2 separate regions of the Homo sapiens genome follow, and region 1 is linked to region 2. A link is a loop called in an ENCODE intact Hi-C map of the cell type or tissue named here. Cell type or tissue: PC-9. All regions are shown on one strand. Links, peaks and the distances in the headings refer to the core of each region. The heading gives the core; the rest is flanking DNA. Region 1 has its middle 9.4 kb from the start of CIPC. Region 2 has its middle 47 kb from the start of LINC01629.

What was found. Hi-C counts contacts between places; a loop is a spot of excess contacts. Peaks named below come from ENCODE experiments on the same cell type or tissue, not always from the same donor. Only the 100,000 strongest peaks of a DNase experiment are listed, where the experiment ranks them.
Region 1: it touches region 2 in a loop (4-fold over the local background); 27 of 110 quality-filtered maps call a loop at or near these places.

What each region holds. Positions count from the first base shown.
Region 1 is chr14:77,081,309-77,096,438 of GRCh38, forward strand. No RefSeq gene overlaps it. Among named protein-coding and RNA genes, the nearest start is that of CIPC, 9.4 kb to the right of the region's middle. In PC-9, for the core only: no CTCF peak of the experiment used is centred there; DNase peaks (open chromatin) are centred at 5,193 and 7,133; H3K4me3 peaks cover 1,127 bases; H3K27ac peaks cover 1,994 bases.
Region 2 is chr14:76,905,449-76,920,578 of GRCh38, forward strand. No RefSeq gene overlaps it. Among named protein-coding and RNA genes, the nearest start is that of LINC01629, 47 kb to the right of the region's middle. RefSeq lists enhancers at 1-165, 3,405-3,464, 12,850-15,130, 13,087-13,146 and silencers at 11,738-12,032, 13,525-13,675. In PC-9, for the core only: CTCF peaks have their summits at 8,239, 8,453, 11,879 (motif pointing left) and 12,095; DNase peaks (open chromatin) are centred at 7,913, 8,257, 9,433 and 11,853; H3K4me3 peaks cover 861 bases; H3K27ac peaks cover 3,013 bases.

The DNA of each region.
Region 1 (15,130 bases), core at 3,982-11,981, 180 kb after region 2:
ATATTATTCTTTTAAGAACACCATGCCAGTGTTCTATCACAGCCTTTACTTGCCTTTGTTGCATGCTATTACTGAATGTTTACTGAAGCTTTCTCTCCATTCTAGAAATTGCAGGTCGTGTGGAAGTGACGTTTCGTGTTCTTTTAATAGAGATCCTGTGTTTCTGGTCCCAGATACTCTCTGTGGCTAAAGCTAATGTTGAAACAGAGATGTTTAAACAAATAGCAGTAGTAACAAAACACTTTGGTTTTAAACTAAGAATATACTTAGACCACAAAAGCAAGTTTCTACAGGTTTTTTTTTGTTTTGTTTTTGTTGTTGTTGTTTTGAGAGGAAGTCTCGCTCTGTCAACCAAGCTGGAGTGCAGTGGTGCGATCTCAGCTCACTGCAACCTCCGCCTCCCAGGTTCAAGCGATTCTCCTGCCTCAGCTTCCTGAGTAGCTGGGATTACAGGCATGTGCCACCATGCCTGGCTAATTTTTGTATTTGTAGTAGAGATGGGGTTTCGCCATGTTGGTCAGGCTGGTCTCGAACTCCTGACCTCGTGATCCACCTGCCTTGGCCTCCCAAAGTGCTGGGATTACAGGCGTGAGCCACCGTGCCTGGTGGGAAAGGGACTTTCTCGGGGGATTCCAGCTTGTAAGTGGCAGGGCCTGGATTCGACTAAGACCTTTAATGCCACATCCTGAGCTCTGTCCACCATACTGTGAAGTCTACTTTTAGGGCAATCCCATTTCTATCTTTGTCTTTTGTGTTATCTGGATTGAAAGAGTTTAATTTCTGTGTGTTTATTTTGGAGTAGGGTGCAGTGGATGTTTCTTAGCACCTACAGAGAAAATTCTTGTATAGCAAGAAGTCCATTTGACAAAGCACTGTTAAATTTTGGACTACAACCATTGCAGATTTCTCCCAGGATTGCGTTCTCACAGATTGCCAATGAGATGAGAGCTTTCATGCATTATGTTTCTTATGCAAATAAGTTGACTTCCTTTTCAAGTTATATGAGAAACCCCCACTATTCCTGGGTTTTATGAATTATGGGATGGAGTGTACAAAACATCACCAACCTTCTCATTTCTGTCCACCCAAGTATTGTTAAGTATTTGCATCAATTGACATAGTTTTGCTATCTTGAATTGAAGAGGGTTTTGAGTTTTATTTGTTTGGTTTTGTGGGAGTTGTTTTGTTTGGGTTCAGAGCTCTCTGGGGAGAAAGATAAGTGTACTGGAAGGTATTGATGAGCTGTTATCTTCCATGATGGTTTGAGAGACTCATTTCCAGCCCCTGTGAGGGAAGCGTGAGGGGCGATAAATGGAAAGAGGAGTAACTGTGTGAGGCTTTGTGCAACTAAAGATATATGCAGCTTTGCTTCACAACACACTTAACGAAGTGCAGCCAGTCTGTGAGAGGTCCCTGCTGCCCTATCCCACCCTCCACTTTGGTGACCTGCTGGCTTAGAGTGGCCCCAGGAGAGAAGGGAGAGAATGCTGTTCCCAGCAGGGCAACAGGAGTGACCACTGCAAGAACAATGTTCTTATGGAGGCCACAGACACTGATGAGGTACCCCCTTTTAAGGAGCTTGTGAATAGCAGACCAGGAATGGGGAGGCTGAAGGGGAAGAACATAGTGGATTTGCCTATGAACCTATGGGAGATAGTTCGGGGGTCTCCCAGAAATAACTAAGGGTGAGTTAGCAGGGCGAGGGGATGGCTAGCAAGTTCTATAGACCTTCAGTAGGAGACCAGAGCTAATGAAATTTAGGTCTGGATGTCAATATGACCTCCTTGGTTAATATGACCCATAGGCTGGTAAAAATCTCTTACAGGATGTTGTGAGACACTGTACTTTATTCCTGTCTTTCATATGTCATTTAACTTCAAAAATTCTGTCTTCAGTGAAGACACCATGAGAAATGCTTACAATGCAGACTCTTTCCAAGTGCAGTTATCTGGGGCAGGCCGCCCGATTCGCTGATTGCCCTGCCCACCTCCACCCTTCTAGGGAAGGCTCTAGTGGGAGGAATCTCTTAGAAACTGTTCATAGTGCAGCAGCTAGAAAAGTCTAGCTGCAGGGTTTTGGGGTGAGAGGAAAATAGTTTCTTTTCTATGCTAGGGTAGTGAGCCAGATATGACTTGCTAAAAAACCTCTGAGTGACTAGGGTATTAGGCCAGATTTTCGCTATTTTAACTGAAGTTGAAACGAGAGGAAATACGGTGTAAACTGCAGCATAAAGGATTTAGATTCAAGCAATAAAGGATTTCCCAACATCAAAGGGCAACAGATCTCTGCTCTGGGTCCATCATTAATTTTTATTTTATTTATTATTATTTTTAGAGATGAGGTCTTGCTATGTTGCCCAGCCTGGTCTCAGACTACAGGCATTCACCACTGCATCCAGCTTTTCCTTCCTTCCCGCCTTCCTTCCTTCCTTCCTTCCTTCCTTCCTTCCTTCCCTTCTTCCTTTTTTTCTTTTTTTTTTGACAAAGTCTTGCTCTCTTGCCCATGCCGGAGTGCAATGGTTTGATCTCACCTCACTGCAACCTTCGCCTCCCGGGTTCAAGCGATTCTCCTGCCTCAGCCTCCCAAGTAGCTGGGATTATAGGCGGCTGCAACCATACCCAGCTAATTTTTGTATTTTTTAGTAGAGATGGGCTTTCACCATGTTGGCCAGGCTGGTCTTGAACTCCTGACCTCAGGTGATTCGCCTGCCTCGGCATCCCAAAGTGTTGAGATTACAGGCGTGTGCCACCATGCCTGGCCAACACCCAGCTTTTTCTAGGCCTTTTTTTTTCTTTTTTTTTTTTGAGACAGAGTCTCACTCTGTCACCCAGGCTGGACTGCAGTGGCGCAATCTCGGCTCACTGCAACCTCCCGCTCCTGGGTTCAAGCGATTCTCCTGCCTCAGCCTCCCGAGTAGCTGGGACTGCAGCTGTGCGCCACTGCACCCAGCTACTTTTTTTTTTTTTGAGATGGAATCTCACGCTGTTGCCCGGGCTGGAGTGCAGTGGTGCGATCTCAGCTCACTGCAACCTCCGCCTTCCAGGTTCAAGCAATTCTCCTGCCTCAGCCTCCCAAGTAACTGGGATTACAGGCGCCTGCTACCACGCCCAGCTAATTATTTATTTTTATTTTTATTTTTTTAGTAGAGACAGGGTTTCACTATGTTGGCCAGGCTGGTCTTGAACACCTGACCTTGTGATCCACCTGCCTCAGCCTCCCAAAGTGCTGGGATCACAGGCGTGAGCCACCACGCCCGGCCTTTTTTTTTTTTTTTGTATTTTTATTAGTGACGGGGTTTCATCATGTTGGCCAGGCTGTTCTCGAATTCCTGACCTCAGGTGATCCGCCCGCCTCAGCCTCCCAAAGTGCTGGGATTACAGGCGTGAGCCACTGCACCCAGCCCTAGGCCCATTTTTAAAGGTAAATAGAGAGCCCTCTCTTGTTAGCCAACCTTCCAGATCTAAATGGCTAAGTGTCTCTTCCTGATCTCCCATCCTTTACCTAAACTAACTGATCTCCTATTTGTGTTCCCAAATCTTTCTTATAGCACTTATAAAACCATTCTGGGAACTCCTTAAGAGAAGAGACTGGGCCTTATATATGCTTTACTGTGCTCCTAACCCTTGGGAGGGACACAGTACACAGTAAATGTTGGTTAGCTTGATCGTAAGTGAAAAACTGACTTGAGACAGGAGACTGTGGCAGTACTCATTAGAGCAATCTGTGTAGCACTTTTTTGAGCTTCATGTGTGGAATGGGGCTGTGAAGAGCTAGGGAGAAGTGGTTATGAGGATGAAATGAGGAAGCTTAAGGAAAACGTCTGTACAATGTTTGGTCTCACACAGTCCCCTTCTACCCTTTGTCCTCTTCCTTCTAGCTGACATTGTATTGGGAAGCAAAGGTCAGGGGCTCTGTGTGAAGGCAAGAGGTCCAAATGATTTCTCAAGGGATCTAAGGGAACTGGACGGCGGAGAAAACGATCAAGGGGCAGGCCCTGCACAGGGACTGGGAAGGCAAGCAGAGAAACTAAAGAGCGCTAGCCAAAATGGTGGAAGAGAATTCTGGGGCTGTGGCACAACTATCCACAAAAGCTTCCTCTTTCCTTAGTGGAGTCTCAGTACAGTTCACTCAGGAGGAGAATCTAACGAATAGGCACCAGCTGCATCAAGGGACACTTACTTCACTCCATGTCCTGGCACCTTCCTGAGGATGAAGATGCCACAATTCACCAGATGAGTCAATTCACGGGAAAGGCGCTAGTCAAGTCCCAGGCTCTGTCTAGCAACTGTCTTTCCAGTGGAAAAGAAGTTAGCTGAAGTAATCAAAGGATTCCCTAACGCAAGAGTTGGGACATGCCAAAGTCCCTCTTCAAGGGGAGAGAGGCAGCTGCATGGTTACAAAGTAGACAAAGAAAGACAAGGGGCTTCTTTTAAACTGGAATGTGTGAAATAGAAGCAGGGAGCTGTGAATGCCACAGCAGCAATTATGCAGAAAGACTGCAGTGCAGACACTGAGCAGCACCATCCTATCTGATAACATCAGCAGCGGCAGAGGCATATTCCAACAAGAGCTGTTTAAGAGCTGCTAATTACTTAGATTCCAATAGGAGCTATGTCTTAAAAGTGATTACAATTTTTGATTACAGCTTTTTGAACTGATTGCAGCTGTAAGCTATGAAGGCAGTAATCTAAATACAAGCAAAAATTCCTTTGATCAAACACAAAGGAACTCTTCCAAATAAAGATACCTTTATTTTACATACATATATAGCTATGTGTTTCGCATGCGTAAACAAGTGAGTTATACACATCTATTAAACATATAACCATCTACACTAAATTTTAGGTTCCCTGAGACCAGGGACCACACTTGTGCATCCTTATAATTCCTTACAGTGTCTAGTAGGGTATATGGCACATAGAAGATGCTTACTGAATTGAATGAAAGTGAAACAATTGCTGTATTAATGATTTGATCAGATAATTGTTGTTTGTTACAATAATGGCCTACTATAGAATAAATACTGGGAAAAGCAATACAAAAGTCCATTTTACTAACCTCAAATCCAGGAAATGTACCTTCTTTTCTAGAAACCCAAAAGAAGTATGGAAATACATTCTTGAAAAGAAAGCTAACCACTCTACATTCCACAACAGAGACCATGTTGACTGTGCTGTGTGAGTTGCTAGGCAACCACTTGGTAATTCCCCATGTAATAGAGATGAACCTATCATCTGCTTTCTTAGCTATGTGTGACAAGAAGAGACAACAGGTAAAGGACAACCAAGAATACCTGCACCTGGATGACACAGTCACTCCTGCTGAAGTATGGTGACACCGGAGAAAATCCCCATGCCCTGTCAGAAATTGCTGGAGGGAGAATTTCAATTTCATTAAACTATTAGCACAAGACATTGCAGTGAATTTTCTTGGATTTACCTTGTGGGTAAATCCTGTGGGTTATCCCATTATACTTGTCCACAAAGCAGGAGGCCAAACGTACCATCGTTCTGCATGGGAATGGCCATCAGTTCAATAACAGCTCCAGATCAGCGTGTCCCGTGATGCCAGCTGGGATGAGACTTTACTAGAAAAAAGCAGCCCTTTAAATCTTAAAAAGGATACTCAACATCTTAAAGAAACCCCAAGTTCTGGGTGAATAAATCACCCTTTTTCATACCTGAGGAAAATGCTCATTTGTTTGCACAGGATTTCCAAGACACTTTAGACACATAAGCTGCCTTGTAACGACTCCGCTCAACTGTAGGTATTGACATCACTGTCTTTAGGCTAAAAACACAATGTTGGAGAATGAATAAAAAAATGTGTGAAAGCTACTCTGATGTTAAGCAAGAAAAAGAGAGCAGGCCAAGTGCAGTGACTCACACCTGTAATCTCAGCACTTTGGGAGCCCAGGGAGGATTGATCGCTTGAGCTCAGGAGTTCGAGACCAGCCTGGGTAACATGGCAAAACCCCGCCTCTATAAAAAAAAAAAAAAAAGTTAGCCAGGCATGGCGGCATGAGCCTGTGGTCCCAGGTACTTGGGAGGCTGAGGTGAGAGGATCACCTAAACCTGGGAGGCAGAGGTTGCAGTGAGCCAAGACTGCACCACTGCACTCAGCCTGGGCCACAGAGTGAGACCCTGTCTCAAAAAAATAAATAAATAAATTTAAATTCCACTGCAAATTTGGAAGTGTAAGGGGACTCATCTTTTTCATTTGAATTTTCAAAAGGACCTCCCCACACACACAGATTAAAAAAAAAAAAAAAAGAATATATGCCTGTAGGGGCCAAGGGAAAACATCCCCATCATCCTTAGGAGGTTTGCTGAAAATCTCTGACAAGGGGCAGATTAATTGGAGAGAAGGCACACGAATTTATTTAACATGTGTACACAGGAGACTTCAGAAAGACGACCCAAAGATACAGGGAAAATTGTTCATTTTTGTGCTTAGGTCCAAGAAAGTATGGACAGCCAGGCAGAAATATGATTGGACAAAAAAGACTGTGATCAAATGCTACCAGACTGAGTGGGGAAACCCAGCGAGCCTTGTTTGTCTAGATTTTTCTCAGCCTCTCTGAGCCTGCACTCCTTCCTTCTGGGTATGGGGCAGGACCCTCTCTGGAATGGGGGCTCTTATGAGCTATAGTCAAACAAGGTAGTCAGGTAATTTCTTTATGGACAGTTTTTACACAGCAAGGTGGAAGGAAAATTATTTTTAGGTTTTATGGTTTGGAGAAAAGGGGTTCTGTTTCTCTGACCCGCCTTGGGGAAGAGGGATTCTAGTTTCTATGGCTGGCCTGGGGACAGAATGGGATAGAGAGACAGGAGGGCAGGAGAAGGTCAGAGAAAAACTTTTGCTTTTGAGGCTGCTTTCTGAGGCCTTCAGTTTGGGGTGTTGTTTTCTGAGTCTCAACATGCCCCATCCCCACCGCAATATTATATTTAAGTCTTTGCAAATTGACTGCTTGCTTTTCAGTCTCCTGTTTGAGATTTAATTTTGAGACCTTAGACTCTGCAATCAGGCAATTGGCTGTGAAGAAAGCAGATTCTGAATCGAGATAAAATCAACCAGGTAGTTCTGACGAACAACTGGGCGTGGCTTCAACCCAACATATGGAGCCTGTTTAACCTGTTTTGGTGCTGACTTAAACAAGCCCAGCTGGCCAATCCTGTGAAGTGAAACTTGACAAAGGCCCATCCAGACTCCCTGGGGCTGGAGAGAGGAGTACTGGCATATGACATTCTTGGGTATATCTCGGTCTGCAAAGTACAGCCACTATATCTCTACTGACTACTAGGTTTTATAAGATTCTTCATGGAATTCCAAATAGAGTCAGCCATGAGCCAAATCAAACATAAAGGAGGAGGATTCAAGAGCATTCTTGAGTAAATTTCAGAATGGAAAAGACCCTCCAATGACTCAGAGGGGTGGGAGGAACAATGCAGGCTCTGGGATTTCTTTGCCAGAATGACAAGTGTAGAGCAAAACCTGTGGGAGTCACAGTTACTTTCATTCCTCCTTTCCCCAGTGGCCATACACAGGTGTGTGCAAAAGGCCTGGAGGTGGCAGAGAGTGGAGCATGTCAGGGAACTGACAAAAGAATAGGGACGAGCTCCTGTGCACCTGTGCCCACGGAAGCTACTCACTCCCCTCCTTCATGGTGTCTTTTCCTTCTCTGGAGTCCTTTCAGTGATATGTGAGCCCACTGTTAAATGTTCAGGAAGTTTGGGTCCCACTGATAGCAAGTTAGTTGAACATCTACTATGCAGAATTTACTTTGTGGGAGAAAACCATTAAGATATAATCCCAGCCCTTAAGGAGTTTAGACTCCAGTGAGGGAGACAGAGAAGTACGCAAGAAATTACAAAACAAGCCAGTCTAGATCAAGCTACAAGACACAAAGTACTCAATTTTTGTAAATAATTTCTATATGGAGGCTATTCCTAATCTTGGTCTTTGTAGTCAGCTTCCTATTACTGAAGCAACAAGTTCCACTAAAGAGCTCCAATTCCATTGGGCTTTCTGCTGTGGTGGTCTGTGTTCCCTGTCTTTTGTTAATCCCATGCTGGTGAACTCAACTGGGATCCAAAGGCTGTTGACAGAAGGGAGGTAAACCTATGAGGCAAGATATGAAGCCAAGGCAAACCTCCAAGCCAAAAATCAAATGCTTCCACACAAAGGGGCAAGTGAACAGCTTTCTGGGTGGCCTAGAGAGAGAGAAGGTGTGAGTTTAAATCAAAGACTTCAAAGCCGGGCATGGTAGTTTGTGCCTGTAATCCCAGCTACTTGGGAGGTTAAGGCGAGAGGATCATTTGAGGCCAGGAATTCAAGACCAGCCTAGGCAACATAGGAGGGCCCCATCTTTAAAAAATAATTAGCTGGGTGTGGCAGCATGCACCTGTAGTCCCAGCTACTTGCGAGGCTGAGGCAGGAGGATTGCTTGAGCCCAGGTCAAGGCTGCACTATTGCCCAGGTCATGCCACTGCACTCCAGCCTGGGTGACAAAGAGACTCTCATCTCAATAAATAGACGACTTCGTATTTAGTTGGGGAAGGAGTATAGGGGCAAAGAGAAACCTTCCCCTTCGACCTCTGAAAGTTTGCCAAAAAAATCAGCTCACAAAAGAAGATTAGAGAAAGGGCGTACAAATGTATTAATGTGCAAACAGGGAGAACCACAGAGTGCTTACCCCACTGCCCAATGGGGTCCATATAGCCTTATTTCAGGTGGAGGGGGGAGATAGGGAATACAGGTAATTCTGTTGATTGGCAATAAATGGTTGCTAGGGAGAATGAATGGATTGAGGAACAGAGATTAATTTCTAAATGGTTGTCTGAGTGAGTCTGCAAGAGAGACATCATCTTGTGAAAGAGTCTGTTCAGGTGTGGTTACATTCTTGGTCTTTTCTGCAATAGATAATAAGAGGAGGAAGCCAGGCACGGTGGCTCATGCCTGTAATCCCAGCACTTTGGGAGGCTGAGGCAGGCAGATCTCTTGAGGCCAGGAGATTGAGACCAGGCTGGCCAATATGATGAAACCCCGTCTCTACTAAAAATACAAAAATTAGCTAGGTGTGGTGGTGCATGCCTGTAATCCCAGCTACTCAGGGGGCTGAGGCATGAGAATTGCTTGAACCCAGGAAGATGGAGGTTGCAGTGAGCCAAGATCACATCACTGCACTCCAGCCTAAGTGGCAGAGTGAAACTCTGTCTCAAAAAAAAAAAAAAAAAAAAAAAAAAAAAAAAAAAAAATTCAAGGTGGCTCACGCTTGTAATCCTAGCACTTTGGGAGGCTGAGGTAGGTAATCATTTGAGGTCAGGAGTTCAAGACCAGCCTGACCAACATGGTAAAACCCCGTCTTTACTAAAAATACAAAAAACAAAAATTAGCTGGATGTGGCGACACACACCTGTAATATCAGCTACTCGGGAGGCTGAGGCAGAAGAATTGCTTGAACCCAGGAGGCAGAGGTTGCAGTGAGCTGAGATCATGCCACTGCTCTCCAGCCTGGGTGGCAGAGCAAGACAATGTCTCAAAAAATAAACGAAAAGAAAATAGATAATAAGGGGCAGGGGCTGGGAAACAATTGTTCTCCTTGTAGGGTCTATCCAATCTTTATGTAGATAAGGGAAAAGTCTTTTCCAACATCTGTTGATCTCTAAGGGCTTTTAACTCAAAATACTCATTATATCTAGGAGCCATATTTTAGGGTGAAGTTCCTTATGCTCTTTTGGGGGAAATACTTTAAAAGTCTTTCCACTAAAAAGATTCAGGATGAGGGTCTAACAGGTACAAGGCAGCTTCTGAATAGTTTGGGCAGGTATGTGGGTTGAAATCAGCATACAACACACACACACATACACACACACACACTCACACACACACCTCAATTATCTCTATGATGTACAGAGAAAAAGATGACCAGCTGGAGGCATTTTCTGTAGTATGCTTTTACAGTGCCCAGCCCCCATTCGTGGCATCCTCCTTTCCACACAAGTGCCTGTTACCTAATTGTCAACTAAAGAATCATGAATTTCATAAATCTGGAAGGGAGAGCTTTATTTCTCATAAAAGGTTGCAGCCTGCAGGCCCACAGGCTGGGAAGTGTAACCTTCAGAAGAAGCTAAGAGCAATCACTTCAAGGGAAGGCTAAAGCAAACAGAAATTTATGCTTAGCTGCATGGCCAAATATATAATATTCAGTCAGCTACAGGAATCATGAATATTTATGAAAGGAGAAACAACCATATATGCAATTGAGCTTCACATTTCTTCCTGAGTCCTATATTCAAAAAAAGTAGTGGTGTTAGCATGGTCCAAGAGTAGAGTTTTTGGCCCTCTTGTAACTGCCCAACAGGTTCTTCTTACCTACTGCACAGATAAAACCAATTCACTGAGACAGCAGTATTGCAGTAGAGAAAGAGTTTAATTATTGCAGGGTTAGCTAAGCAGAAGATGGGAGTTTATTACTCAAATCAGTTTTCCTGAGAACTGAGAGGCAATAATATTATGGATAATTTGGTGGGCAGGGGGCTAGGGAATGGGTGCTGCTGACTGGTTGGGGCAGAAATCATAGGGGTGTGGAAAATTAGTCCTTGTGTGCTGAGTTCTGGGTAGGGGGCCCACAGGACTGGTTGATTCCTGAGTCACAGATCCGATTGAAGTCAATGAGTTGCCAGAATGCAAAAGTCTGAAAAACATCTCAAAAGACCAATCTTAGGTTCTAAAATAGTGATTACCTATAGGAGCATTTGGGGAAGTTACAAATTTTGTGACTTCTGAAACAATGGCTGGTTATCATTTTTATTTTTATTTTCTTTTTGAAACTGAGTTTCGCTCTTGTTGCCCAGGCTGGAGTGCAATGGCGCTATCTCAGCTCATCGCAACCTCCGCCTCCTGGGTTCAAGTGATTTTCCTGCCTCGGCCTCCTGAGTAGCTGGGATCACAGGCATGCGCCACCATGCCCGGCTAATTTTTGTATTTTTATTAGAGACAGGGTTTCTCCATTTGGTCAGGCTGGTCTCGAACTCCCGACCTCAGGTGATCTGCCCACCTCGGCCTCCCAAAGTGCTGGGATTACAGGCATGAGTCACCACGCCCAGCCATGGCTTGTTATCATTTAATTATACATATATTTTAGCAGAATTCAGGTCCATCCCATAATCCCAATCTTGTGGTTTTTCATTACTTTTACCAAAGTGGTTTCGGTCCCTTTTCATTACTTTCACAAAAGTGGTTTCAGTAACCCCCTTCTAGCAAAGAGGGGGTTAGTTTCATGGAGGGCCTATTATCATTCTTGCTTCAAAGTTAAATTATAAACTAAATGCCTCCCATGGTTAGCTTGGCCTACACCCAGGAATGAGTGAGGACAGCCAGCCTATGAGGCAAAACCAAGATGGAGTCAGCCATGTTAGACTTCTCTTACCGTCATAATCTTTGCAAAGGCAGTTTTACTCTGACATCAAAAGGTGAAGCAGAGGACACAAAAATCCTCGCTGCACATCCTCCATGAGTCAGCCAAAACTAGTCCAGCAATGGTGGTCAGTTTTTAGGAAGGGATGCTTTGTGAAACTGGCAAGCTGTCACCCTGAAACTGTAAAGAGGGTGGGGGAGTGCAGTCACTACCTCAGGTGACTGGCTAATAGGGATAAAGGAATGGGGTGTCCATTTCTTGTTTTCTAAAGCTGGTTTCTGCCTACTCTTTAGGAAATAATTCTGGTTAAAGATTAATAAGGAAGGGGCATACTAAGGCGTGTCTGACCTCTCTCCCCATCACGGCCAGACATTCAGTTTTCAGGGTTTCTCTGGGGACTGCTTGGCCAAGAGGGGGTCATTCCAGTTAGCTGAAGGGCTTAAGATTTTATTTTTATTCCTCATAGTGCTTCTAGCTCCCCACTGGCCTCCTCCTTAGCATAGCAGGAAAGGCTGAGATATTACCCATTTCCACTTTAACATGGAGGCTGTCAAGCAAAGTGGCAAGGACTCTGGAATTCAAATCCTGGCTCTACCACTTACCACGGGTGACCTTGGCAAGTGACGTGGGCCTCCATATCTGAGCCTCCTGCTCTGTAAAAAGAAAATAATGATACTACACCCATCTCATAGACAGTGGGAGGATTAAATGAATAAATGTAGGCAAATCACTTAGGACAGCATCTGGCAAATAATAAGCACTACGTGTTGTTATGGAAGAATTTGTCTTGGGTTCTAGAGTATCTTGGTGTCAAGCAATTCCTTAAAGGAATTTCAAGTATCAGCAAGAAGACAGAGGGCTATGTGGGAAGGGTTTACACTGTCTCTAAAATCAAAACCTTCACCTGTATATGAACAGCCTGACCATAACCTGAATATTACCCTTTTAGTGTACCTGCTCTGCCAAATACTTCCCTAAAATATGAGCCAAGAACCAGTCTGGCTGGTGAGGGCCTTGTTACCTGACTGCTAAGGGAAAAAAGGTCATACATCCCACTATCACTGGCCTCTGCCTCTGCCATCTGGCACCTGTAGATCCCCCTGCCCACACAGGCTGGAGCCCCTCTCTTCTCTCACTGACCCATGAGACACACTTACCACTCCATCAAATCCTATTTAAAGACTTATGAAGTGATCAGCACCAATAATGCTAGATGCTAGATTCAAACTACAGGATAACTATTTTACAGACGGCCAAACTGAGGTTCAGGAAAATGAAATCAATGGTTCCCAAACACCAGTCCAAGAACTGTTGCCAGTCCTTGTGGTGATGTTTTCACCAGTCTTCAGCCAAACTGGAAAAATAAGACTAAAAGCTTTAAGTTTTTCATACACCCGAAATTATTCTATTTTTAAATTGTGAGGTTATGTCCTATCTTCCCTTCTGTGTATACGGAAAAGATATCAAAATGACCCTTCTTTTGTAAAATGATATTGATAGGAGCTGGAATTTGAAACTAGATCACTGACTTTCACCGTCTCCTATTACACTATTTTAATTACTTCTAAATTTTTTTTTTTTTTTTTTTTGAGACGGAGTCTCGCTCTGTCACCCAGGCTGGAGTGCAGTGGCACAATTTCAGCTCACTGCAGCCTCCGCCTCCTGGATTCAAGCAATTCTCCTGCCTCAGCCCCCTGAGTGGCTGGGATTAAAGGCGCATGCCACCATGCCCAGCTAATTTTTGTATTTTCAGTAGAGACGGGGTTTCACCACGTTGGCCAGGCTGGTCTTGAACTCCTGACCTAGTGATCTGCCCGCCTTGGCCTCCCAAAGTGCTGGGATTACAGGTGTGAGCCACTGCGCCTGGCCCACTTTTAAATATTTTTAAATGACTTTAATTTTAAATTCAACAATTATTAAACAATCGTTTATAAATATTTTAAATTGTATAACATAATACACTTAAAATATCTTCAAATAAAACTCGGCCCATGGCTGACTCTTCATGGTATCCTAGGCAGGGTTAAAAACTCAAATCCTCACACGGATAGGCAGGTTACAATTTCAAGAAGTAGATGGGAAAAAAAAAGAAACATTCGCAAGTCCCTAAATGTAGGATTTAAGGGCGCATGTCTCCCCCTGCTGGTTGTGGTGGTAGGAAACCGAACCTAGACCACAATGGTACTGGGGAGAACTTGAATTGGAAAGGACCCTACAGCAAGAAGAATAGGTGCTTCAGAACCCACTATCCATCACAGGGTCCTTACCCCATCCATCATAGGGTCCTTACTCCAACCAAGAGTAAAGAGAGTAAAGTGAGTGAAGGTTAAAGAATTCGTGGCACCAGTAAACTATCAATAGATGCTGATTTACAAATCTTGGTAAATTAATAGGAAAGGAAGAAAAACGTTTACGGTGGTTTAGCTACATAAAAATATTCACTATCAATCTTCATGAATTGCTTATTCTGTATATCTAATTATATAGAATCATAGCATAAAATAATCATAAAAATTATGCCTATCATTAGTCTTGATTCATTTGGTTCCATTACAATACTTGTCTGAAGCTTAAGTTATTGGTACAGCATGGCTGTCTGCTCAAGATGTAGGTAAAGTCAAGGAAGTTTGGTTTATTTGCCCCTTCGGAGGACTAAGAGGGCCTCATGCTTTCGCATATTTCACTGATTCTTTTTTGCTTGGTATGCATTATCCCCTCACCTGCTTCCATTATTGCAAACCCAACTTTCAAGCTGTCTTTAAAGCTTTACCTGCTGGTCTCTTTCTACTCCAACAACCGAAAAAGAAAGTTTTTTTTTTCTCCCTTAATGTTATTGTTTTGTTCAGAATCTTTTGGTAGTTATCCCATTCTCTTTCATATTGCTTATTACATCATGTCTTATTTCCCATATCAGATTGTAAGTTATTTGAAGGCAGACTTTTATTCTTTTTTTTTTTGAATTTTATTTTTGTTTTGTTTTTTATTTAAGTTCAGGGATACGTGTGCAGATTCGTTACATAGGTAAACTTGTGTCATGGCGGTTTGTTGTACAGATGATTTCGTTACCCAGGTATTAAGCCTAGTATCCATGCTGCTGTTTTTTAAATTTTTTATTTCCATAGGTTTTTGGGGAACAGGTGGCATTTTGGTTATATGAGTAAGTTCTTAAGCGGTGATTTGTGAGATTTTGGTGAACCCATCACCTGAGCAGTATACACTGCACCCAATTTGTAGTCTTTTATCCCTCACCCCCTTCCCACCCTTTCCCCTTGAGTCCCCAAAGTCCACTGTATCATCCTTATGCCTTTACATCCTCATAGCTTAACTCCCACTTATGAGTGAGAACATACGATGTTTGGGTTTCTATTCCTTAGTTACTTCACTTAGAATATAAGTCTCCAATCTCATCCAGGTTGCTGCAAATGCCATTAATTCATTCCTCTCATAGTTTATTTATTTGCCCCTTCGGAAAACTAAGATAGGACCACACCTCATGCTTTTGCTTATTTCATTGATTCTTTTTTTGCTTTGTGTGCGTCGTACTCTCACCCACTTCCATTACTGCAAATCCAACTTTTAGCTATCCTTAAAGATTTACCTACTGATCTCTTCCTACTCCAACAACCAAAAAAAAACAAAGTTTTTTTTTCTCCCTTTATTTTATTAATTAGGTTTTGTTCACAATCTTCTGGTACTTATCCCATTCTCTTT
Region 2 (15,130 bases), core at 4,730-12,729:
TGCCTGTAATCCCTGCACTTTGGGAGGCCAAGGTGGGTGGATCACCTGAGGTCAAGAGTTCGAGAGCAGCCTGGCCAACACGGTGAAACACCATCTCTACTAAAAATACAAAATTAGCAGGGCATGGTATGCACGCCTGTAATCCCAGCTACTTGGGAGGCTGAAGACAGGAGAATCTCTTGAACTGGAGAAGTGGAGGTTGCAGTCAAGATCGCACCACTGCACTCCAGCCTGGGCAACAGAGCGAGACTCCATCTCAAAAAATAATAATAATAAAAAAACACACACAAAATACAGAGGTATGATTTCCGAGGAAAAAACTCAGAATATCAGCAGGGGCTTTCTCTGGATAATAGGAGTAGGTGTGAGTTCTACTCTATGGGTTTGTTCCTTTTTCTTACAATGATCATTTTGTAACAATGACAAACCTGACTTGGAAGAGTCCAGGCTGTGTTTCAGTTGTGTGGGGAGTGGGGGTGGGGAGGCGGTGTTTTGGTAGGGGGTGATGAGGGGATGATGGCTGGCACTGTGAGGTGATGGCTGAGCAGGTAGGAAGGTGTGGTGAGAAGCAATGCCTTTCCTAGGAACATATCCATCTTTCTTTTTCTTTTCTTTTCTTTTTTTTTTTTTTTTCTGAGATGGGGTTTCACCCTTGTTGCCCAGGCTGGAGTGCAATGGCACGTGATCTCAGCTCACTGCAACCTCTGCCTCCCGGGTTCAAGTGATTCTCCTGCCTCAGCCTCCGAAATAGCTGGGACTACAGCTACACCCAGCTAATTTTTTATTTTTAGTAGAGACAAGGTTTCACCATGTTGGTCAGGCTGGTCTCGAACTCCTGAAATCAAGTGATCCGTCTACCTTAGCCTCCCAAAGTGCTGGGATTACAGGCGTGAGCCACCGCACATGGCACACATCCATCTTTTTTCCTTTTTCATTTGTATCTTTTTTTTTTTTTTTTTTTTTTTTTTGAGACAGAATCTCCCTCTGTCACCCAGGCTGGAGTGCAGTGGTACCATCTCAGCTCACTGCAACCTCTGCCGCCCAGGTTCAAGCAATTCTACTGCCTCAGCCTCCCAAGTAGCTGGGATTATAGGCGCCTGCCACCGTGCCTGGCTAGTTTTTGTAGTTTTAGTAGAGACAGAGTTTCACCATGTTGGCCAGGCTGGTCTTGAACTCCTAACCTCGTGATCCACCCATCTCAGCCTCCCAAAGTGCTGGGAATACAGGAGTGAGCCACTGTGCCAGGCCTTTTTTTTTTTTTTTTCTTTTTTTGAAACAGAATCTCACTCTGTCCCCCAAGCTAGAGTGCAGTGGTGCAGTCACGGCTCACTGTAGTCTTGACCTCCTGGGCTCAAGCAATCCTCCTGCCTCAGCCTCCCAAAGTACTGGGATTATAGGCATGAGCCACCACACTTGATCATCTTTTTCCTAGACCTGACAGCCAGCAGGAGAGGCTGGGTACCCTGGCTGGTTCTCTGCGTGCACACGTGATTGAGTTCTACCAGTCTGGGCCTGTCCTTGCAATGCTGGGGGCAGGTGAGAGTAGGGAGGGGACAGAATTGGACCAGATGTGTCCTAGATATGCACAGAGAAGGTGCAGGTAGCTGGTGACAGGGACTTAAATGTGTGTGTGTGTGTGTGTGTGTGTGCCAAGTTCAGAGGGGAAGGTGCCCTGCTTAAAAATAAGAGTGGGCCAGTTGCAGTGGCTCACACCTGTAATCCCAGCACTTTGGGAGGCCGAGGCAGGCAGATCACTTGAGGCCAGGAGTTCAAAACCATCCTGGCCAATATGGCAAAACCCCGTCTCTACTAAAAAAAAAAAAAAAAAAAAAATTAGCCAGGCATGATGGTGTGTGCCTGAAGTCCCAGCTACTCGGGTGGCTGAGGCACAAGAATCACTTGAACCCAGGAGGTGGAGGTTGCGGTGTGCCAAGACTGCACCGCTGCACTCTAGCCTGGGTGACGGAGCGAGATTTGGTCTCAAAATAAATAAATAAATAAAATAAAAAGAGTGGCAATATAAGTCCAGCCATCTAGAACTGTGGGTCTCAATCCCTTGAGACCCAATGACATTCCCTTTAAAATTGATTTTTAAATATTTTGTAACAGCAACCTGAAAGTAAATGTGTTAATATAACCTACCTACTGACATAATATTTTTAATCGGCCAGGCGCGGTGGCTCACGCCTATAATCCCAGCACTTTGGGAGGCCGAGGTGGGTGGATCACCTAAGTTCAGGAGTTCGAGACCAGCCTAGCCAACATGGTGAAACCCCATCTCTACTAAAAATACAAAAAATTAACCGGGTGTGGTGGTGGGCACCTGTAATCCCAGCTACTCGGGAGGCTGAGGAAGGAGAATCACTTGAACCCATGAAGTGGAGGTTGCAGTGAGCTGAGGTGGCCCCATTGTACTCCAGCCTGGGCAACAAGAGTGAAACTCCATCTAAAAAAAATATATACATACATATACATATATATATATATATATATATTTTAATCATTATTATTATAACTATATCATAAAGGAAAAATATTAAAATGAAACAACAGGTATTTCAATATGTAAATGGTCAGGAATGACTGCATTCCGTATGTAAATGTTTAGGCATGACTGCATGAGAAGGCAACATTTCCACCACCACCAACGCTCATGCGGGCACACACATTTCCAAAATTCTTCCTAGGGGAGATTCAACCCTGAGGACCACTGATTTAAATAATAGCAGGCTGTGGCTCACGCCTGGAATCCCAGCACTTTGGGAGGCTGAGGCGGGCGGATCACGAGGTCAGGAGATCGAGACCGTCTTGGCTAACACAGTGAAACCCCGTCTCTACTAAAAATACAAAAAAAAAAAAAATTAGCCGGGCGTGGTGGCGGGCGCCTGTAGTCCCAGCTACTTGGGAGGCTGAGGCAGGAGAATGGTGTGAATCCGGGAGGCGGAGGTTGCAGTGAGCCGAGATGGCACCACTGCACTCCAGCCTGGGCAACAAAGTGAGACTCTGTCTCAAAAATAAATAAATAAATAAATAACAATAGCTGGCCTATAATGGGTGCTTTCTTTTTTTTTTTTTTTTTTTTTGATACGGAGTCTCGCTCTGTCGCCCAGGCTGGAGTGCAGTAGCGCGATCTCGGCTCACTGCAAGCTCCGCCTCCCAGGTTCAAGCCATTCTCCTGCCTCAGCCTCCCAAGTAGCTGGGACTACAGGCACCCGCCACCATGCCCGGCTAATTTTTTGTATTTTTAGTAGAAACGGGGTTTCACCAGGTTAGCCAGGATGGTCTCGATCTCCTGACCTCATGATCCACCTACCTTGGCCTCCCAAAGTGCTGGGATTACAGGTGTGAGCCACCGTGCCCGACCATAATGGGTGCTTTCTATGGGCCAGTGTTCCAGTGGCAAGGGAACATGAATGGCATGGGTGTAGCAGGAGGCAGGTGGCTTGTGTGGAGAGCATGTGAGGTGGGCCAGTGTGGCCATGCACACATGAAAAGAGAGAAGCTGTGGTCCTGTGGTGAGAAGGAGGAAGCAGCTGCCTTCCCTCTGGGCTCCTCTCTTGACATCACATCCTGCCTTGGAGGAGGAGCCCAATGAAGACAGCATCTAGAGATGATTTGGGTTGAGGATCCCATGTTGATCAGAATTCACCAGGCCTTTCAATGCTCACTTCCTCCCCAGGAGGTGAGCTCGAACTTCGGACCCTCAGATGAATCACAGAGACCACACATGGAGACCCATCTCCCTGTTTTGTAATCTCCATGCATTCGTAGCCAATCTCCCAGCCACACCTTCTCAAGTCCTGATAGCCATTCGCAGTCTCCCCAGCCTCCACTAGCAAAGGAGAGATGAGAGGGCTCCCAGCCCATGGCCCTGAGGAGGGTGAGGACTGGGCCAGACACCTTGGGCTAATCGATAAGGAGCCTCTTGAAATACCCTCGTCACTTCCTGGCTGTGTGCTGAGCCACTCTAGGGGAAGAGGGATTCTCAGACAACCCTTGGGCCAGGCACTTGGATCTTGACTGGAATAATTAGACACAGAGCCAACAATGATGTCATGCCTCTGCAGAAGAAAGAAGGATGACTTTGAGCAAGGTGCTTACCTTGGCCTCAGTCCTCTTGTTTGTCAAGTGAGCTGGGGTGGACCTGACAAGTTTTAACATTCCTGTGCTGCCATTCCAATGTGAAGACAGATGTTCTCTTGGGCAGCCAGTCACAATGGCTCACACCTGTAATCCCAGCACTTTGGGAGGCTGAGGCAGGAGGATCGTTTGAGCCCAGGAGGTTGAGGCTGCAGTGAGCTGTGATGGTGCCACTGCACTCCAGCCTGGGCAAGAACAAGACCCCGTCTCAAAAAAAAGAAAAAGAAGTCCTCCTGGGACTTGAAGTCCCTCTAAGAAGAATATGGCAGTGATGGCTTTGCATAGCCAACTTGCTTCCCCATCCAACTCCCTTTAGTTTCCATGGGGAACTTCTCTCCCTCTGCAGGGGGCCCTACCTGCTTCCAAGAATGTAAGGGTAGGCAGGTGACCTTGGCTGCCCAGCCAGAGGTTCCTCCCTATGTTGATTGATCCTTTAGTGGACATGGCCTCTAAAGGTCCAGTTAAGAGTCTTCCCTGGCCAGGCACGGTGGCTCATGCCTGTAATCCCAGCACTTTGGGAAGCCGACGCAGGCGGATCACGAGGTCAGGAGATCAAGACCATCCTGGCTAACACGGTGAAACCCCGTCTCTCCTAAAAATACAAAAAATTAGCCGGGTGTGGTGGTGGGCCCCTGTAGTCCCAGCTACTCGGGAGGCTGAGGCAGGAGAATGGCTTGAACCCGGGAGGCAGAGCTTGCAGTGAGCCGAGATCACACCACTGCACTCCAGCCTGGGCGACAGAGCAAGACTCCATCTCAAAAAAAAAAAGAGTCTTCCCTAATATATGAAAGACAGAAATTATGTTTCTGGGAATTTATTAGAAGGAAAGATGTGAATTTAAGGCTACTAGCTGTCATCTTTCTGACACAAGAGAAAGCACATGTGCAGAGTGAAGCCAGTACATAGAAGGAGACAAAGCTGAGAGACTAAGGAGATAAAACGCCTATGACATTGTTTGAACCCCTAGATCAAACTGTGCCTGAAGGTGGTGCCCAGTTGAGGGTTAATAAACTCTCTTTTTGCTTAAGCTAGTTGGATTTGGGTTTCTGTAACTTGAAACTGAAACCGTCCTAAGTAATGTAATCTTTCAGCAGCATCTCTCCAAGTTGGGCTGTGAGAGAGGTATTGAGCACATGGAGAGGTAGAATCTGCCAGTTTATACCTATAGTCTAGCCAAAGAAACCCATAGCCCCAGCATATCTCTTCTGCCATGTGCTTTGACAATCTCGTAGTCAGCCTTATAGAGGGGACCTCACCTGGCCGGGTGTGGTGGCTCACTCCTGTAATCCCAGCACACTGGGAGTCTGAGGCAGATGGATCACGAGATCAGGAGTTCAAGACCAGCCTAGCCAAGATGGTGAAACACCATCTCCACTAAAAACTACAAAAATTGGCCAGGCGTGATGGCTCACGCCTGTAAACCCAGCACTTTGGGAGGCCGAGGCAGGTGGATCACGAGATCAGGAGATCGAGACCATCCTGGCTAACATGGTGAAACCCTGTCTCTACTAAAAAATACAAAAAATTAGCCCAGCGTGGTGGCGGGCGCCTGTAGTCCCAGCTACTCGGGAGGCTGAGGCAGGAGAGTGGTGTGAACCCAGGAGGCGGAGCTTGCAGTGAAGCGAGATCGTGCCACTGCACTCCAGCCTGGGTGACAGAGTGAGACTCCATCTCAAAAAAAAAAAAAAACTACAAAAATTAGCCAGGCACAGTGGCAGGCACCTATAATCCCAGCTACTCAGGAGGCTGAGGCAGGAGAATCCCTTGAACCCCGGGTGGCAGAGGTTGCATTGAGCCAAGATCATGCCACTACGCTCTAGCCTGGGTGACAGAGTGAGACTCCGTCTCAAAAAAAAAAAAGAAAGAAAGAAAGGACCTCACCTAACCCAACCCGTGGCCCATGCCAGCATGCACATTTTTCAAGCTCAAATTTGACAGCCTTGAAAAAGAATGTCTTTGTGCCCAGCCACATATTACCCCAGGAAATAGCATGGACTCTGCATTCAATACTTGCCTCCATGATGGGAGATCTGCATCCCCTGGCACTGGGATTACAGGGACCTGGGGCTTAGAATAGCCCATCTGCCCTGTTGATCCTTCTACTACCTCAAGCTGCTGACAGGAGAAACCAGCCCCAGCCACAGGGCCAAGGAAGACTTGGGTCTTAGTGTCACTGGTTGCTATACATGCAGTACCTGAGTTCTTCAATCAGTGTTCCACTCTGCTATGAACTGAATTGTGTCCTCCCAAAATATTTGTATGTTGAAGCCTTTAACCCCAATGTGACTATATTTGGAGATAGGGCCTTTGGGAGGTAATTAAGGTTAAATGAAGTCATAAAGGTGAGGCCCTAATCCAAAAGGATCGGTAGCCTTATAAGAAGGGGAAAAGATACTCTGCTCTTGACATGCACAGAGGAAACAGTGTGGGCAGACAGTGAGGAGGCAGCCATCCACAAGCCAGGAAGGGAGCCCTCACCAGGACCCAATCCTGCTGGCCCCCTGCTCTTGGACTTCCATCCTTTGGAACTGTGAGAAAATAAGTTTCTGTTGTTTAAGCCATGCAGTCTATGATGTTTTGTTATGGTAGCCCAAGCTAAGACACACTCCCCGCATATACTGCCTTCTGAGGGGGTGGGGAAATAATTCTTATCAATGATTCTCAGCAGTGACCATGCGCCTGGCATTCTCCTAAGCACTTTCCATACCTTAGCTCATGGAATCCTCATAACAACCCTGTGAAGTAGGTAGCATTACAATCTTTATACAGGTGAGGAAACTGAGGCACAGAGAGGTTATGGAACCAAGGCCACACTGTAATACTGTAAAACTAGATTCAAACCCCAGCAGTCCTCAATACTGAGGAACTGAGAGAAGCGATAATGAAAAGACCACCCCCCATCACCCAAAAGAATCAGCAGGAAGGAACGATGTGACTGTTCCGCCCTGCATTTAGACACCTGGCAATGCTCTACTGTGAAATGGACTCAGGTTACTACAGTCCACAAGGAAGTGATCTGTCCCCATGTCCCCTCCAGGGAGATGCCCCTTGCATTGTAACTGTGTGACCCTGCCTAAGTCACACCATGAAAAATAGGTGGATGACATGCCAGCTCAAACTCTTCCCATTATTCCTGTAGTTCTAAAAACACATAGGCAATGGCTGGCCACAGTGACTCATGCCTGTAATCCCAGCACCTTAGGAGACCGAGGTGGGCAGATCACTTGAGGTCAGGAGTTCAAGACCAGCCTGGCCAACATGGTGAAACCCCATCTCCAGTAAATATACAAAAAATTAGCCAGGCGACTGCAGCCTGTAATCCCAGTTACTCGGGAGGCTGAGGACGAGAATCGCTTGAACCCAAGAGGCAGAGGTTGCAGTGAGCCGAGATCGAGCCACTGCACACCAGCCTGGGTGACAGAGCAAGACTCCATCTCAAAAAAAAAAAAAAAAAAAAAAGACTACCCTGGTCAATATGGTGAAACCCCGTCTCTACCAAATATATGAAAATTAGCCGGGCATGGTGGTGCATGCCTGTAGTCCCAGCTACTCAGGAGGCTGAGGCAGGAGACTCATCTGAACCCAGGAGGCAGAGGTTGCAGTGAGCCGAGATTGCGCCATTGCACTCCAGCCTGGGTGACAGAGTGAGACTCCATCTCAAAAACCAAACAAAAAGCACACAGGCAAGCTCCTGGGTGACAGCAGTGCTGTCAGGAGTAGTGTGTGGAATCAGTTCACGCGGTGTGTCCCCGGGGTGGGGGAGTGGGGGTGTAGTCCAGGCTCAGGGCCTGGTACAGATTCCAATTTGGCCCTGAGGAGGGCAGCAGAATCTGCTTTGTGCCCACAAATCCCCAGGAGCTGACCCAGGGCTCACCCCCAGGCCCAGTCCCTTCCAGACCTTTCCGGTAGCTTCATCCAACCCTAGTGGCCAAATACCTTGACTTTATGACCTGGACTGGCTCCCCAAAGTCCTTGTCTGATAGGACATTGACTCCTTCCAAGACTCAGCTCCTTGTTTCCAGCAGTCCCCAGTACCTGGGACTCTGGGCTCAGAGGGAAATGGTGGGTTTTAGCCCCCTGGGGGGATGGACTGAGATTGAGTGAGGCTCAGAGGTTAGAACCGAGGGCTCAGCCAGTGTGGGGCTTCTGGGGTCTCCTTGTGATGGCACTCGTGATCCACCAGGTGTCGCTGCGCAGCCAGTGGGATGAGGGGTGGTGGCAGGAGGACCTTCTCCAGCACCCACCCTAGGGACTGGGGAAGTAAAGGCGGGAGGCTGGGGTGGAGCAGAGCAGTGGTCCTATCCCCCTAGCCTCAAGGCCAGCAGAAGCACCCCCGAGAAGGTGCATGTCCTGGTCTATAAGCCTGAGGACAGAGGCGGCCTCCATCAAAGGCCTGAAATGAGTGGAGGGTGATGTGGAAGGACAGATCACACCTTCTCATCCCAGCAAGCCACTGGGTGGGACAGCAGGCACCCCCACCCTTACCACCCACCCCCACACCCCTGTCCAGGAGCTCAGCCCAGCTTCCTGGGGTCCTGCCTGGGGGCCACTCCTTAGCCCCCACCCATAGAAGGTGTTAGTGGGCCAGGTAGACTACACGGCCACCAGGGAGACTTTGGTGTCTCATTAGCTCCAGATCAAGCAAACCTAGTTCAAAGTCAGGCAGCACTGGGAGCTTCCAACTGGCCATTTCCAGCCTAATCTAAAGGCTTGTCACTCAGAAACCAGCAGACCCCACGCCCAACACTGGCTTCCTTCCCATCTCCTCGGGCTGGGAAGGGAGCATGGAAAAAGCGCTTGTTTTTGTCCTCATTGGTTCCAGGCTCTGAATCCTGAAGCCCCGATGCAGGAGAACGTAGACACTGCAGGACCTGGCTGGGCGCGGTGGCTCACACCTGTAATCCCAGCACTTTGGGAGGCCAAGGCAGATGGATCACCTGAGGTCAGGAGTTTGAGACCAGCCTGACCAACATGGTGAAACCCCGTTTCTACTAAAAATACAAAAAATTAGCCAGGCACGGTGGCGGGCGCCTGTAATCCCAACTACTCAGGAGGCTGAGGCAGGAGAATCGCTTGAACCCAGGAGGTGGAGGTTGCAGTGAGCCAAGATTGCACCATTGCACTCCAGCCTGGGCAACAGAGTGAGACTCCAGACTCCGTCTCAAAACAAACAAAACACAAAGACACTGCAGGACTTTCCTCTGGCTTGCTAGGCTTGCTTGCCACTCGCCCAGGCCCCACCCACCTGGGGACTCACCACAGGCTCACCCTGCAGATCCCAGAGGTGGAGTTACAGTTCTGGCATTTCTGGTTCCCCAGGTGGGCCTCAGGGAGGAAAGGTCTGAAAGAGGAGAGGCAAGGAGAGAAGCCAGGGTGGAGCCTGCCCTCCTCCACCTGACACCCCCAACCAGGCCTGGGGCTCGGTGCCTCCAGCTCCAAGTCCTCCCCTCTCCAACAGCCACTTAAAGGCCTCCCTCTGGCTCTTCTCAGAGAAGAAAATCAAAAGAAGGAGAGAGGGAGGAAAGGCAGTAGTTCAGGGCATGGATTCAAATCTGCATGTAGGAGATGGAAAAGCAAGGTAGGAGATGGGCAGAGACACAGGAAGAGCAGGAGATGTAGGGTGTGGCCTTAGCACTTGCTGGGAGGTAGGGGTGGGACAACTGAGTGAGGAGCTGGCTTAGAGAGCAGACTGTGGAGTTTAGTCCTGATGGTGGTTTCTGAAAGTGTCATGGGGTTGGTGGATGCATGTAACCAAACAATTCTGTTAGCCTAACTCACCTGCTCTCCACTAGCCACCAATGCACAAATACAAATTGATCACCTATTAGGGGCTGCACTGTGCCAGGCAATATGAGGGACACGCTACAAAACATCCTGGTGGGCTGGGCGCGGTGGCTTACGCCTGTAATCCCCACACTTTGGGAGGCCAAGGCAGGCGAATCATTTGAGATCAGGAGTTCAAGACCAGCCTGGCGAGCATGGTGAAACCCCGTCTCTACTAAAAATACAAAAATTAGCCAGGCGTGGTGGTGCACACCTGTTGTCCCAGCTACTTGGGAGGCTGAGGCAAGAGAATCGCTTGAACCCGGGAGGCGGAGGTTGCAGTGAGCCGAGATCATGCCATTGCACTCCAGCCTGGGCGACAGAGTGAGACTCCGTTTTAAAAAAAAATCCTGGCCAGGCGCGGTGGCTCACGCCTGTAATCCCAGCACTTTGGGAGGCCAGTGCGAGCAGATCACGAGGTCAGCAGATCAAGACCACGGTGAAACCCCGTCTCTACTAAAAATACAAAAAATTAGCAGGACGCGGTGGCGGGCACCTGTAATCCCAGCTACTTGGGACGCTGAGGCAGGAGAATGGCGTGAACACAGGAGGTGGAGCTTGCAGTGAGCCAAGATCGTGCCACTGCACTCCAGCCTGGGCAACAGAGGGAGACTCCGTCTCAAAAGAAAAAAAAAAACAAAAACAATAAAAATGCAAGTCTGTTGGAAGCCCTGCCCAGTTCCATAGTGCATCTGTGTGACTCTGTTCAGGATTTTGCACCCATAGGCGCAGAATCTCACGTGTGTGCACATGTGCTTGTGACCAGGCAAATCGGTTGCATCTTTAATGTGCTTGGGAGTCCTGGAAGAGAGCCGTTTCTTAGGAGTGTTGCATGTCAGAAAAGGAAAGGAACTGAAGAAAGCTGTTTCTTAAGATTGTTGCATGTCAGAAAAGCAAAGGAACTGAGGGGCCCCACAGGCCTCTTATTGTACAGAAAGGGAGAAGATAAGGTCCAAGGGGTTGAATCACATGCTCTGGTCACTCAGTGAGAGAACACCTTAATAAAATTTGCCACGAGGCTTGTCTTGGCTGATATGTGAGTTCCCAGAGGTCACAGGCAGAAGCGCCGTGGAAATGGAATATCGGCACGGGAACTTAGGTTTCTCCTCCGCCTGTGGCAGCGCTGGAGAAGATGGTGGCACCTGGTGCCATGACTGCGTGCATGATGATCATCAGGGAGCAATGATGGGAAGTGTCTAAGGGTTAGGCTCTGGAGACAAATTTCTTTTTCTTTTTCTTTTTTTTTTTTTTGAGATGGAGTCTCGCACTGTCGCCCGAGCTGGTGTGCAGTGGTGCAATCTCAACTCACTGCAACCTCCGCCTCCCGGCTTCAAGCGATTCTCCTGCCTCAGCCTCCCAAGCAGCTGGGATTACAGGCACCTGCCACCACGCCCAGCTAATTTTTTGTATTTTTAGTAGAGACAGGGTTCCACTGTATTGGCCAGGCTGGTCTCAAACTCCTGACCTCGTGATCCCCCCGCCTCGGCCTCCCAAAGTGCTAGGATTACAGGCATGAGCCACCACGCCCAGCCTGGAGACAAATTTCTACTGACCAGCTCCTTCTTAACATCGCTGCACCTCAGTTTTCCCACGTGGAAAATACAGGTCATGGTACTTCCTCCTTCAGAGGGTGGTTGTAAGAATCCAATGGATGGATACATGCAACAACTTAGCAAGGTGCCTGGCACGCACTAAAAGCTCAACAAAGATGTGTCCTTATGATCATTCTCTGCTTGCATCCTCACCAGTGGATCCCAGCAAGCCCACTTCAGCTCAGAGACCTCTGCTAGGGCCCAGAGCCCATCCTTTGGAGATTCCCATCTCACAGGCTTTGTGGTTACTGACTGACTTTGTAATTCCCAAACCTGACCAGCAGGCAGTTCATATGGAAGTTCTTGCCACCTCCTGGTGAAAACAAGGACTGCGGGCAAATTGCTTGGTGTCCTGCTTTGTCCTGAGGCTGGAGCAAGGGGCATGGGTGGGCTGGGAGCCTTGGGCAAGAGGCTGATGCGTCGTGAGTGGTGAGGCTGGTGTCCGTGGGACACAGTGCTGTGTTCTCTCCCGCCTTGAGACTGTTTACGATTTGCCAGACTCTTGTGGTGCTATCCAAAATAATGCATCCAGTAGAGCGTTCCTGCCTTGGGGAGCTTGCATTAGGCTGCTGACATTCCCACAAAGAGCTATTTTTTTGTGCCACTTACTTTTATTTTTGTCATTTGCTTTACTCTCTTAATTTCCACTCTACCTCCCAACCCCCAACCCCTGTTCCCACCCATATCATTGCCTGTTAAAAGCAGCGGGAATTCTGAAGCCAGCCTTGTCCTCATTTAGGATGAGGACCTGAGCACAGAGGGATATTTTTCTTGTGGCAGCTGTGAGCTTTGCCAACCCCACTGAATTCAGGCTGGCCACAGCTCATCCCATGAGGCCAGGTATAGAGCCTTTCCTAGCAACAGTTGCAGAATCACAGCAGAGAGCGCTCCTGGGATCTGGCCCCCAGGGTTGGTCCATTTAAAGAAGCCACACTTGAGCCTGAGCCTAGCAGAGCTAGTGAGAGAAGAGTGTTGGCTCCATGCTGGCACGGGGCCTGCCTGTCCCTCCACCCCTTCAAGAACCCGTGACAAACAACCTTGCCTGGTGCCCAAGTGCCTGCCAAGCCCTGTCATATTAAAACCCTGGAAGACTCGGCAAGGAGTCCAATTTCAGCCCAGCAGGTGGGGAAACCAAGGCAATAAGAGCCCAATGTGACCAAGGTCACACACAGCTCTGGCTACAAGGCCCCGGAGGCCGGGCATCCAGGGCTGCAGGCTAAGCACCGAGCACCCTCACCCTCACCCCAGCCAAGGCTCAGCTGGGCACAGAGGAGGAACAAACATCCCCCACGTCATTCAACAGCAGAGCCCAGAGAAAGGCCCAGCACTTCCCCTCCATGAATGCTATTGCTGGTCCCCTCCCTCCCCTGGCGGGAGGGGGGGATACAGAGGCACTGAGACTCCCTGGAGCCTCTTTGGCAAGTCATTTCCAAGCCAGGCAGCCTGATCTCAAGCAGCTCCCAGTTGAGTGCCTGAAACACCAGACATCAAAAACCTGGCAGGCCTGGGGAGAAGGGAAGATTAGATCATTACAGCAGAATGAAGCAAACCAAAAACCCAGAGAAGGCAGGAGGGACAGAGGCCAAGAATGTTTCAAGGCAACCTGAAACTCCTTCAGATGAGAGCGGCCCGTACAGTGGCAGCTTCCCCTACTGCCAGGAAAGCCTGGCGTGTCTCAGCCCCTTTTTGGGTGGAGTAGGGAGTGTACTGGTCCATACACGTGCGCTCGGAGGTGATGGGAACAGGAAGCATGTTCTGGTCTTCCATGTGCACACACATTTGGACACATAAACGTGCATGCACAGGTGTCCAGGCCAGGCGTGTAAGCCCCCAGGAGTGCATGCGTGTGTTTGCGTGCAGTCTACAAACATGTTTTCACAAAGCTCAAGGAGAAGCAATCAGTCATCTCCAAGGAATCTTAGCAACAGCCATCCCCAGAAAAGGCTCCTGCCAGCTGGGGCAGCGATGAGTCAGCAGAGGCGTCGTGGGGGAGGCGGGAGGCGAGGCAGCCTCAGCCCTGGAGCCTGAGCCGGCCTCTCCCTTCTCCTGGGAAGGCCTCCAGACCCGGCCTGGCCGCCACGCCTGGGTCACTGCTTTGGCACTGATGTCCGAGAACACATTCCTGGAACTGGCCAGCACAGGCGGCTGGAGGGTTTTTCCCTCCTCCTCTCTCTCCCTCTCACCCTCCTGTCCGGGCCCCACACCCGCCCTTTTATTTTTCCTTCTTGCTGCAAAACCAAAACACCGTGTTCACGAGTTCAGGCGCTGTAGCCAAGTGGCAGGAGCTGGCAGAGCAATTGGGAAACAGGAGCTGCCTGGCCCAAGCAGGCCAGGGGATGAGGACACCTCTGGCCAGCCACAGAGAGGGCCCTGCTAGGGCTTGCTGAGCCCTGGTTAAGTACTGCAGGGCAAAAATGTCATCGCCTGGGGCCCCAGGGAACCGGAGTTCAAGGTGGCAGCTCCCAGAGAAATGGCCTGTGTCTCTCTGCCCCAGTAGCAGAGCCCGAGGTCACTAGCAGAGGATGGCGGCTGGAAGGTGACCAAAGGAGCAGAGAACCACAATTATTAATCATGAATCCATTGCCTGAGTGCATACACAGTCTTCAGAGCCACCTCAGGGTAGAATTATGTCCTTATACAGACAGGGAGGTGAAGGTGTGGGCAGGTGAAGGAATTTGGCACAAGGTCACGCAGCTAGCTTTTAGCCACGGAGCTTGATGGAATTAATCCAGCTTCGAGCTGACTTGGAGGCTTTAACTGATGGGCCACACTGGCTTTTCTTCCTGGGCTGCAGCTACACAGTATGCCAGGATCGCAGCACTTACAAAAAATAAAATAAAATAAAAACAACAAAAAAAGAGCGAGTGCTGTCTCCTATCTCTCCCCCACCCGCATGCAAACAGATCTGGGGGAAGAGCCATCTGCAACCTCAGCAGCGGAGGTGGTGGCAGCGGCGTGGCAGGCGGCGGTGGCAGGGGCAGTAACAGCCCAGCCCGAATCCCTGGCCTCTTTACTGGAGGCAGGAAATGAATAAAAGCTAAATGAGTTTGAAAATGCCAGGAGGCAGTGTTTATCCCCTTCCCCCACCCCCTCCCCCTGGCAAGGACCGCGTATAGTTACAGTTTAATCTTGGAAATGCCAGACAGCTGTTCCCCGTTGCTAAGAGACTGGCCCACATTATGCAGATGTCAGGGGCCTCAAATGTCTGCCGGAAATTACAGATCATGTTGGAAGAGCAGAGGGGCCTTCTCTTGACTGGGGAAGCGCAGTGGGAGACTCCTTGGGTGGATGGCAGAAATAAGGGGCCCACCCTTTCCGGGTCTCTTCCGAGGCTCTGAGGCTCCAGCCTGTCCCTCCTCCCAGCTCCCCGATGCCTTGGCTCCCACCCCAGGTTCCGGCCTCCATCCTTTGGCAACTGTGCCAATGGCCATGTCCACCCCCCACCTCCAGTGCTCCTTCTGGGACATCTTTCTTCAGTCCAGTGTCCCTGTCTGTCTTCCAGTCTTCCCAGCTGCTGCGATGCCACTGAGCTGGCTGGGTCCCAGCTGGGAGGAGGAGCAGACCCCACTCGAGGA